Regions from separate parts of the Mus musculus genome. Here regions 2 and 3 are each linked to region 1. The links are chromatin contacts, found by Hi-C or POLR2A ChIA-PET in ENCODE. All regions are on one chromosome and are shown on one strand. The core of a region is the stretch at or near the end of the contact, and the rest is flanking DNA. Distances in the headings are between cores, read along the strand shown. Region 1 holds the start of Aptx (aprataxin). Region 2 holds the start of Topors (topoisomerase I binding, arginine/serine-rich). Region 3 holds the start of Nol6 (nucleolar protein family 6 (RNA-associated)).

Evidence for each region. A loop is a pair of places that touch in the nucleus more often than their neighbours do. ChIA-PET counts read pairs that join two places held with the same protein, here RNA polymerase II (POLR2A).
Region 2: a map of T-helper 17 cell shows a loop between it and region 1 (4-fold over the local background). The contact joins the promoter of Topors here to the promoter of Aptx in region 1. A Hi-C loop is called at or near these places in 4 of 37 maps with a recorded cell type or tissue (T-helper 17 cell, gastrocnemius, regulatory T cell and 1 more). POLR2A ChIA-PET finds 5 or more read pairs at or near these places in 4 of 5 experiments (Patski and embryonic stem cell).
Region 3: a map of v-Abl transformed pro-B cells shows a loop between it and region 1 (2.5-fold over the local background). The contact joins the promoter of Nol6 here to the promoter of Aptx in region 1. A Hi-C loop is called at or near these places in 1 of 37 maps with a recorded cell type or tissue (v-Abl transformed pro-B cells). POLR2A ChIA-PET finds 5 or more read pairs at or near these places in 1 of 5 experiments (embryonic stem cell).

Annotation. Positions count from the first base shown.
Region 1 is chr4:40,701,893-40,704,536 of GRCm38, forward strand. It overlaps Aptx (aprataxin), which reads right to left and starts at 1,302. Exons shown (of 8, transcript NM_001025444.3): 1 at 1,245-1,302.
Region 2 is chr4:40,268,515-40,271,158 of GRCm38, forward strand. It overlaps Topors (topoisomerase I binding, arginine/serine-rich), which reads right to left and starts at 1,327. Exons shown (of 3, transcript NM_134097.3): 1 at 1,160-1,327. The coding sequence starts at 1,162. It overlaps Smim27 (small integral membrane protein 27), which reads left to right and starts at 1,065. Exons shown (of 2, transcript NM_001349093.1): 1 at 1,065-1,205; 2 at 1,524-1,714. The coding sequence starts at 1,161. The coding sequence ends at 1,628. It overlaps Ndufb6 (NADH:ubiquinone oxidoreductase subunit B6), which reads right to left. Exons shown (of 4, transcript NM_001033305.3): 4 at 2,077-2,333. The coding sequence ends at 2,265.
Region 3 is chr4:41,122,988-41,125,631 of GRCm38, forward strand. It overlaps Nol6 (nucleolar protein family 6 (RNA-associated)), which reads right to left and starts at 1,352. Exons shown (of 26, transcript NM_139236.3): 1 at 1,172-1,352; 2 at 472-672; 3 at 272-388. The coding sequence starts at 1,258.

The sequences.
Region 1 (2,644 bases), core at 52-2,551:
AGACTGGCTTCCATGCAACTAGGACAAGGGTCTTAAAGTCCACACCCACAGTGACACACCTACTCCAACAAGGCCACAGTTCCTATTAGTGCCACGCCCTGGGCCTAGCATATACAAACAATGACGTTAGGAAACCCAAATGACAGGGCAAGTGACATGAGGCCAGAAATCTATCTTGAAGCGCTGTTAGCACAAGAATTTTCTTCAACAATGGAAATGTAGTAAACCTTCAAGCCACACTGATAACTGAGCTTTTGAAGGGCCATTAACACAAGTAAGGAACTGAATTTCCAATTAAACTTAAAGTTGCATAAGCACAAGTGAGTGTGGACTAATGTCCAACACAGACTTGAACTTAAGACTCTCAGCTTCTAATTTCTCAGAGGAATTAGGCTAAGTATTTCACAGACTGGCTCCACTGGCCAACATCCTCACTCTTCCCTCCCCAGACATACATGCAGGCACCTTTACCTGCACATACCATCTTTCAAGAATGCAGCATGGCTCCTGGCTAATACAGGATATCCAGAAGTTTGAGGTTAGACTACCCTACATACTGTTACCCATCTTGAAGAAGAAAAAAAATTGTCCAAGCCCAGTGGCAAACGCCTGTATCCCATCACTGGGAGGTAGGGACAAGAGGATCAGAAATTTGAGGAGGCCAGCTGGGCTACAGGAGACCTCTAAAATTAAGTGGGGAGGAAGGGCCTCTTACGAAATCCCCAATATATGTCGATTTCTCAAAAGTAATTACCCAGCAATTCCAAATTGGTGTCATTTCAAAAACCCCTGCTTTGTTGAATCTCTGCATTGTAAAGAGAAAGACCTTACACTGCTTCCGGCATTCTTAAGGCCCGCTGGGGACACTGCTAGTGCACCTCGAGTTACTCTTGGAAGGCGTTTCTGGCAGAAACACTTTCCTGTCAGGCTGAACAGCCCCGCTGCATGGACTTTGTCCACTCTTATCTCTAAATCTTTTCATGCTGATCTGGCAGCCAACTAGGTACAGGAGCCGGGTGGGGATGGGGGGCGGGGAGGGTGGGAGGCCGGAACAATGCGGCGGAAACAAAACTCTGAAACACGCCCACCTGAGCAAGACCAAGGGGTGGAGCCTAATCCGCCCAGAAGAAAGAAACCTCGAACTCCACCCTCAAGGTCACCGCTCCGAGTTAGCAGCCCGGGCCAAATGCCCCTGCCCGCTTCTAACCCAGCAAACTACGAAGGCAGGCGGACCATTAACTTACCTCGACTGTGGACACCCACAAACTTCACGCTGCTCTACTGCGCCTCGCCGCTTCCGGTGCTGAGAGATGACGTCACAAACGGCTGCCTAGCAACCGGTGATGATTCCAGTATCTTTTCGAGAATTGGCTGGAACGTTTTCTCGCCCGATACCCAGGTAGAACAGTGGCGCTAGCCGCTAGTTGTCCCCCGTGAGGATAGCTCCTTTGCTCGCAGCCTCCCGGTTGTCTGAATCCGGAGAGATTTCAGACAGCAGTCTTCTGTGGCTCATCTACGCAGCCATGTCGCCTTTTAGCACTTCCTCCTCAGGAAGCTTGCTATAAGTTAAAGCCATCTTTGAAAGGGAAAGAACGAGGTTGGAGGTAGTGAGAGAAATTCGTTCTGTAGCCCAAATTGGTCTTGAACTCGCGAGAATCTCCTTAGATTCCCCCAGTGCTGGGATTGCAGATGTGAGCTACCAAACACAGCTTTGAAGCCATCGTTTAAACTACAGGCTGGAGTGCCTTACCACCCACGTTAAAATTACACTTTTCTTTCTCTCTATAAGGAGAAAAAAGACTGAAGAGAGAGACAGAGGAACCCTGCTAAGATTTTTTTTTTATGATGTCTTCTCTAAATGAACTGAGGGCAATCAGCAGGAGGTTGGGATGACATATGTGTACTGATTTTTATAGCAATTCCAGGACGTTCCCTGAAAGTCTTGTATTGTAAATCACTAAAGACTTCTTGGCAGATGAAAGAATTCCTATCTCGTGAGTAAAATCAGAGTGTAGAATCTGAAACGCAGTCGAAACTGAACCTTACGGAGGCCCCCTTTTTTGGGGGTGGGGGGGTTGTTTAGACAAGGTTTCACTGTGCCCTAGACTAATCACAAACTCAAGATCCCCTGCGTCTACCTCTGAAATACTGGGATGACAGGTCTTCGTCCCCACTCTCAGCTAAGAGCTCTTTTGTTTCTTGATCAAATGGGTTACTATTGTTTTCTTGAAAAAGCAGGCTCCACTGTCTGATGGAGATGACAAGACAGGATGGGAGGATGTCCCTGAGAGCAAGGGAAAGCCGTGCTTTTGTTGACAAAGAAGATGCGGGTGTATGTTAGGATCAGAGCAGGAAGGGAGGAGGAATCTCAAGCTGTACAAACCTCAAGGCTGAGAACGTGGTCCATAACTGCCTAAGACATCAAGGCAGATCTGGTGACCCGACAGTTTGCGTTTTCCCTCAGGATTAGGCCTCTTAGCCAAGACTTCTACGCAGTCTCCATTGTGTCTCGTACAGCTAAAAATTAAACTGGGTCATTTGTGCAGAATTGAGCAGAGTTTTCCTAGCCACTGTATTAGGTCTATTCCATTGTCTGCAGTGCACTGACCAGAAAAGCAAGGTTGTTTGGAACAATGCACGGTCA
Region 2 (2,644 bases), core at 77-2,576, 430 kb before region 1:
CGTTCATCACCCACAGGCAGTTTGGAGGCGGAGAGAAGGCGAGACCAACCCCCCGAGCCCGCGCAGCAAAACACCGCTCCTCCACCCCCTTCCCCCGAGCTCTGGGCGCATGCGCCAAACCGCTGCCGCACGCAGGAGGCGGGACGTTACGGCACAGACCCCGGACCCTGCCCTGCCCCCACCGCGGGGGGGCACAGCACAAACTCCACAATCACAACCAAATATGCAGAAAGGCTGCCTCAGTATCAGTGGAACCTCACAAACTTCAACAAGTTGTTAGGATTCTCTATGGTGCCACGGGAACTGGACTGAGCTCCCAGAGCACCCTGGTCCTTCCGTCTATTTCAGCTGGGTTGACCATCAGGCATTTCTTTTACCCCGCCATAACTCCCTGCGGCCCGCTTCCCTCTTTCCACTCTCGGAAATCTACACTAAAAATGTATCTGACACATCTGCGCCCAAAGCCGAGCGGCCCAGCCTCTGCCGGCCAGGCTTCCACTCTGCACACCACCAGCATCCTGATAGTTGGCCTGCCAAGCTGCCTTTCTCGGGACTTAGTATTTCAAACTTGCTGCAGTCCCAAGCATTCGACAAACTGCCCGTCAACACTTGTTGGCCGGCAGATCCACCATGCGGGCTACCTGTACAACATATTTGAAAAGATTTCCAGCCATCAGCGATAATATTCTGTTTGTTCTTGGTGAACGGCTCAACTAACAGTTCCCAACGATGTTTTTGTTACGTAAAAGATGTTTAAGTCAAGCATAAACATATGAAGGTCTATCCGCATTTGGTGGAAACCGATGTGGGTGTGGGACGGCAACTTTGATTCTTCCACCGTGGACTATTTTCCAATAAACTTTTATATGCACACGATGGCACACTATCTTGTATTAATACCGCACTGCAAATGCAGGATAAAGCAGTTAAGGAATTCCTATGTGAGCGCAAAAAAGGCGCGATCTTCACATTTTCTCTTTTATTCCCTCTGCTGCCTGAAAGGCGGGCTAGGCCCGGATCACGTGATGTGTTCCAACTCCGGGCGGAAGCCCGCGGGAGCGCGCAGAGTCCCGCTGAAAAATGGCTGCTGCATCGGGGTGCAATGCGCCCGCGAGCAGGCTGTAGGGCCCTTGCCACCCCGTCCCCGCTGCTCCCTTACCATGAGGCCGATGAGTCGCCGAAGCCTGGACTGGACTTACTCCCTGGTAGGTACCGAGCAGAGCGGAGCTCCAGAGCGCACCATGGCAGGGCCCGCGAGCCGAAGGTAGACTGTTGGCTCGCAGCTTGGAACTCCAGAACCCATTCCTAAATTGAGCGTTCACGCCCTGCCCTCGGCTCCGCCTCTTCCTGGAGGACACGCTTTTCCGCCTCTGACGTCAGGGGTTGCAGGCCTGCTTGCCTCTGGGCTGCACTGTGTTAGAGGCATGTGATGCCTTTCCACCTGTAGCTGCTTGCTCGGGCTACACAGGGAAAGGACCCGGCACATTGATTTCTTCTTTTTGCTTTTCCTCCCCTCCTTTTAGTTGCTCCTTGCAATCGTCTTGCTCTCTTGGGGATTCGTCATCTATGCATCGACTGTAGCTGCACGACGACAACTACAGAAGGAGTTTCCAGACAAGTTCTTCTGAACGAACTTTTGTAATTCTTAGCAAACACTTCTTTTCTTCAGATGGCACCTATGTAGACTCAAAGTAAAATTCACAATACAAATTTGCGTGTGGCCTTTTGTGATAAGCGTTAACATGCCAATTTTTCAAAATGATCGGACAACACCCCCCCCCCCCTTTTTTTTTTTTCGAGACAGGGTTTCTCTGTATAGCCCTGGCTGTCCTGGAACTCACTTTGTAGACCAGGCTGACCTTGAACTCAGAAATCCGCCTGCCTCTGCCTCCCGAGTGCTGGGAGTAAAGGCGTGCGCCCCCACGCCCGGCTCTATTTTGTATCAGGTCATAGCTTTTCATTCTAGTGCTCAAACACTTCACATCCTCATGTCAAATCAGTATGTAAACAACACTGTGACTAAAATGTGTTTTGCATCCTGTTTATCAAAATGGACAGAAAAAAGTAGCTAATAGCTCTGTTTAGTATTTGTCTTTTTACTGTTAGTCTCAAATCATAGAACCTTTGGACAGTAACACGGACAGTGATAACACTCTGAGAATAAGCTTTATTAATTACTTTTCCAGGAAACAGATTCAGTAAATACAGCACTTTAGGAACATACTTGTGCTGTTACACAAGTCTGTTAAGTTTTTAAGGACTCTTCAATGATGTTGATCAGGAAAATCTCTCATTGGTGGAATTACTTCTCCAGTCTCCAGAATTGTATCACCCTAGGGAAAACAGGAAGTGTTTAATAGAGATTTTTCACCAAATATACATTTCATTGTAAATATTCCAACATTTGCTCAACACAATAAATGACTATAAAGATACTTTCTTTACATTTGTTAAATTTAAGCCAGGTCTGATGGTGAATTAATCCCAGTGCTCTAGAGGTAGAGGCAGGCAGATCTCTAGTTTGAAGCTAGCTGGTCTACATAGCAAGTTTCAGGGCAGACAAGACTACATAGATCGACCCTGTCTTAAAACAAACAAAAAAACAACAAAAAGAATCCCCAAAAAAGGCCATTAAAATTATTTT
Region 3 (2,644 bases), core at 102-2,601, 420 kb after region 1:
AAAGTGGCTCAGGCCCTCAATCTCCGTCCTTGGGAACTATGCAGGACAATCAGGAGTTCAAGGCCAGCCAGCCAGGGGCATGTAAGACCCTGTTCAAACAAACAAAACACCTACAAAACTTGTACAAGATGGAGCTACATTTGAGAGACAAATGCATGACCTGTGTCCTGGTTGAGTCTTCTTGCAATGAGAATGATCTCCTTAGTAACCAAGTTTCGTGGAACAGCAAAGAGGGTCTCATGACTCACTGTCCCAAGGCCATCTGCCTTACCTCAGCCTCAGGGACTGGAGGCACTTTCTGGATCCGCTTGGTAACCTCCTTCAGGAAATTATCAATCCTCTCTTTCTTCTTCTCTGACAGTCTGACTTCCTTTAGTAACTCCTCCACCTTTAGCAGGGGGAAGGGAGGAATCTGTGAGCCTCGGGACCCCACGGAAACCCCTCTAACCTATGCCCTGGCCACCCACGTACTTGTAAACGAAGCAAGGTGGAGTGGAACAAGATCTCGGTCTCACGGAGGCGATTTAGCTCCTCATTTGTAGGCTCCTTGTACAGCTCCTCCCGACTGAGGTTCACTGGCTGCAGGAGGCCTTCTGCAGGTGGCTCTGTTCTTGCACGCTTTCTTGAGGGTGCCTTCTCTTTGTCCATGCCTTCGAAGGCAAGTTCCATCACCTATGACCAGAGAGACAGAAACCAACATGCCAACATGAAATCGGGGGGGGGGGGGGGGGGGGGTATCTGTATCAGCTGACTCAAGTTTGTGGGTAAAGGGTTCATCTACTCTAGTTGTTCCCTTTCAGTGGGCGTTAAGATTTTTATAAAACTCGGGATAGCCATCACTGAGAGAAATCTGACAGCGTGAGGATGCAGTCCTGCTTAGACCTGACTGAGTTTGCCAGTCACTGCCTGAGGTAGTGCTCCAATGCCCTCCTGTTTCCGGACACCACAAATCTTTTGCTGAGACAGGCTTAGGCCTTCCCAAATATCACCTCTTCTCCTGCTCTATCCAGATCTCTCCAAGGCTAGATTCCCTAAAAATCATTTTCCCAGTAACCTAGGCCGCCCTGGAGTAATCTTTTTTCTATCATAGTAGGCCGCCCTGCAGGCTAGGTATCAGGCCTGACTATCTCAGGCTCTGTCGTCAAAATAAAGCACATTTTGAGCAACCAACCTCTGGGTCCTCAGTTGCTCGTCGGTGCTGCTCTCCGGCGGGGGCCGGTCCCATCTTCACAGCAGGTCTCTCTCCAGCACTTGGCATCCAAGCCGGATCTACCCCGTAGCTTCCCACGTGGGCCGAAACGCCAACTCCAGGGCTCAAACCCTTGCCCCAGGCCCCACCCACTGCAGTTCCATTGGGCTAGTGCATGCCGTCTCGCTCACTATTGGTCAGTGGTTCAAAGGAACCCGCCCATTGTGGGAGGAACCAAACAAGGTCCGCCGATTTACAGCCTCGACGCCGCACTAAACCGGAAGCGTTTGGGACTGCAGCTCGTCGCGTTCTTTTCCTCACTTCCCTTTCGGGAAGGGAGGAGCTTACTGTGGCTTCCGGTGTGATGGGGTTTTGTGTGTGTGTGTGTGTGTGTGTGTGTGTGTGTGTGTGTGTGTGTGTGTGTGTGTGTGTGTGTGTGTGTGTGTGTGTGTGTGTGTGTGTGTGTCTGTCTGTCTGTCTGTCTGTCTGTCTGTCTGTCTCAGCTTACTGTGGCTTCCGGTGTGGTGGGGTTTTGTGTGTCCGTGTGTGTCTCTCTGTCTGTCTCTGTCCGTCTGTCTGTTTTCGCTAGTGGTTCACAGCATCTAACCGTGTCTATGAGCAAGTTATGTGATTTCTACCTCCAAAATGTATCTTGAATTTGTTTTTTTTTCTGTTTCCACAAACAGAAAGTTCAAGTGTCTAGCATAATAGCATAGCTTCTCTCCAGCTTTTCCTTCTTAAAATATAAGATAACCTATTCAAACTCCAAAACTTTAAACACAGAACCATCGTAATAGCGAAGTTCTAAGTACTTTGCCAATTTACTTTTATTTACATATTATTTTAGAAAACTACTTGGAACTGGGCATGGACGCTCATCCCAGTAATATTCACGATGCTGAACCTGAACTATGAGGGACACTCTCAAATGACACTTTAGCATCTACCTTTTAAGACTTCTCATACTGGGCTGGTGAGATGGCTCAGCGGTTAAGAGCACTGACTGCTCCTCTAAAGGTCCTGAGTTCAAATCCCAGCAACCACATGGTGGCTCATCCATAATTGACAGCTACAATGTACTTACATATAATAAATAAATAAATCTTTAAAAAAAAGACTTTCATATCTAGCCCATGACCTGGGACCCACACGAGTAGAAGGAGAGAAGTGATTTCTGCGAGTTGTCCTCTGACCTCCACAGTGCATTCAAGTGATACCTGTGTGCTTTCACACACCCAACATGAAATATAATTATGGGGGAAAAGAGTTTTTGCAAAATAACAACAAAAAAATTCCACCCTGGAGACATGGCCAAGAGCTTAAAAGCATTTGTAGATCATGCAGAGGACCTAGGTTTGGTTTCCCAGCACCCACGCAGCTTTGAAACTCTCAACTACTGCCTGTAATGCCAGTCCTAGAAAATCCTTTGGCACCAGGCACTCCTGTGGTACACAC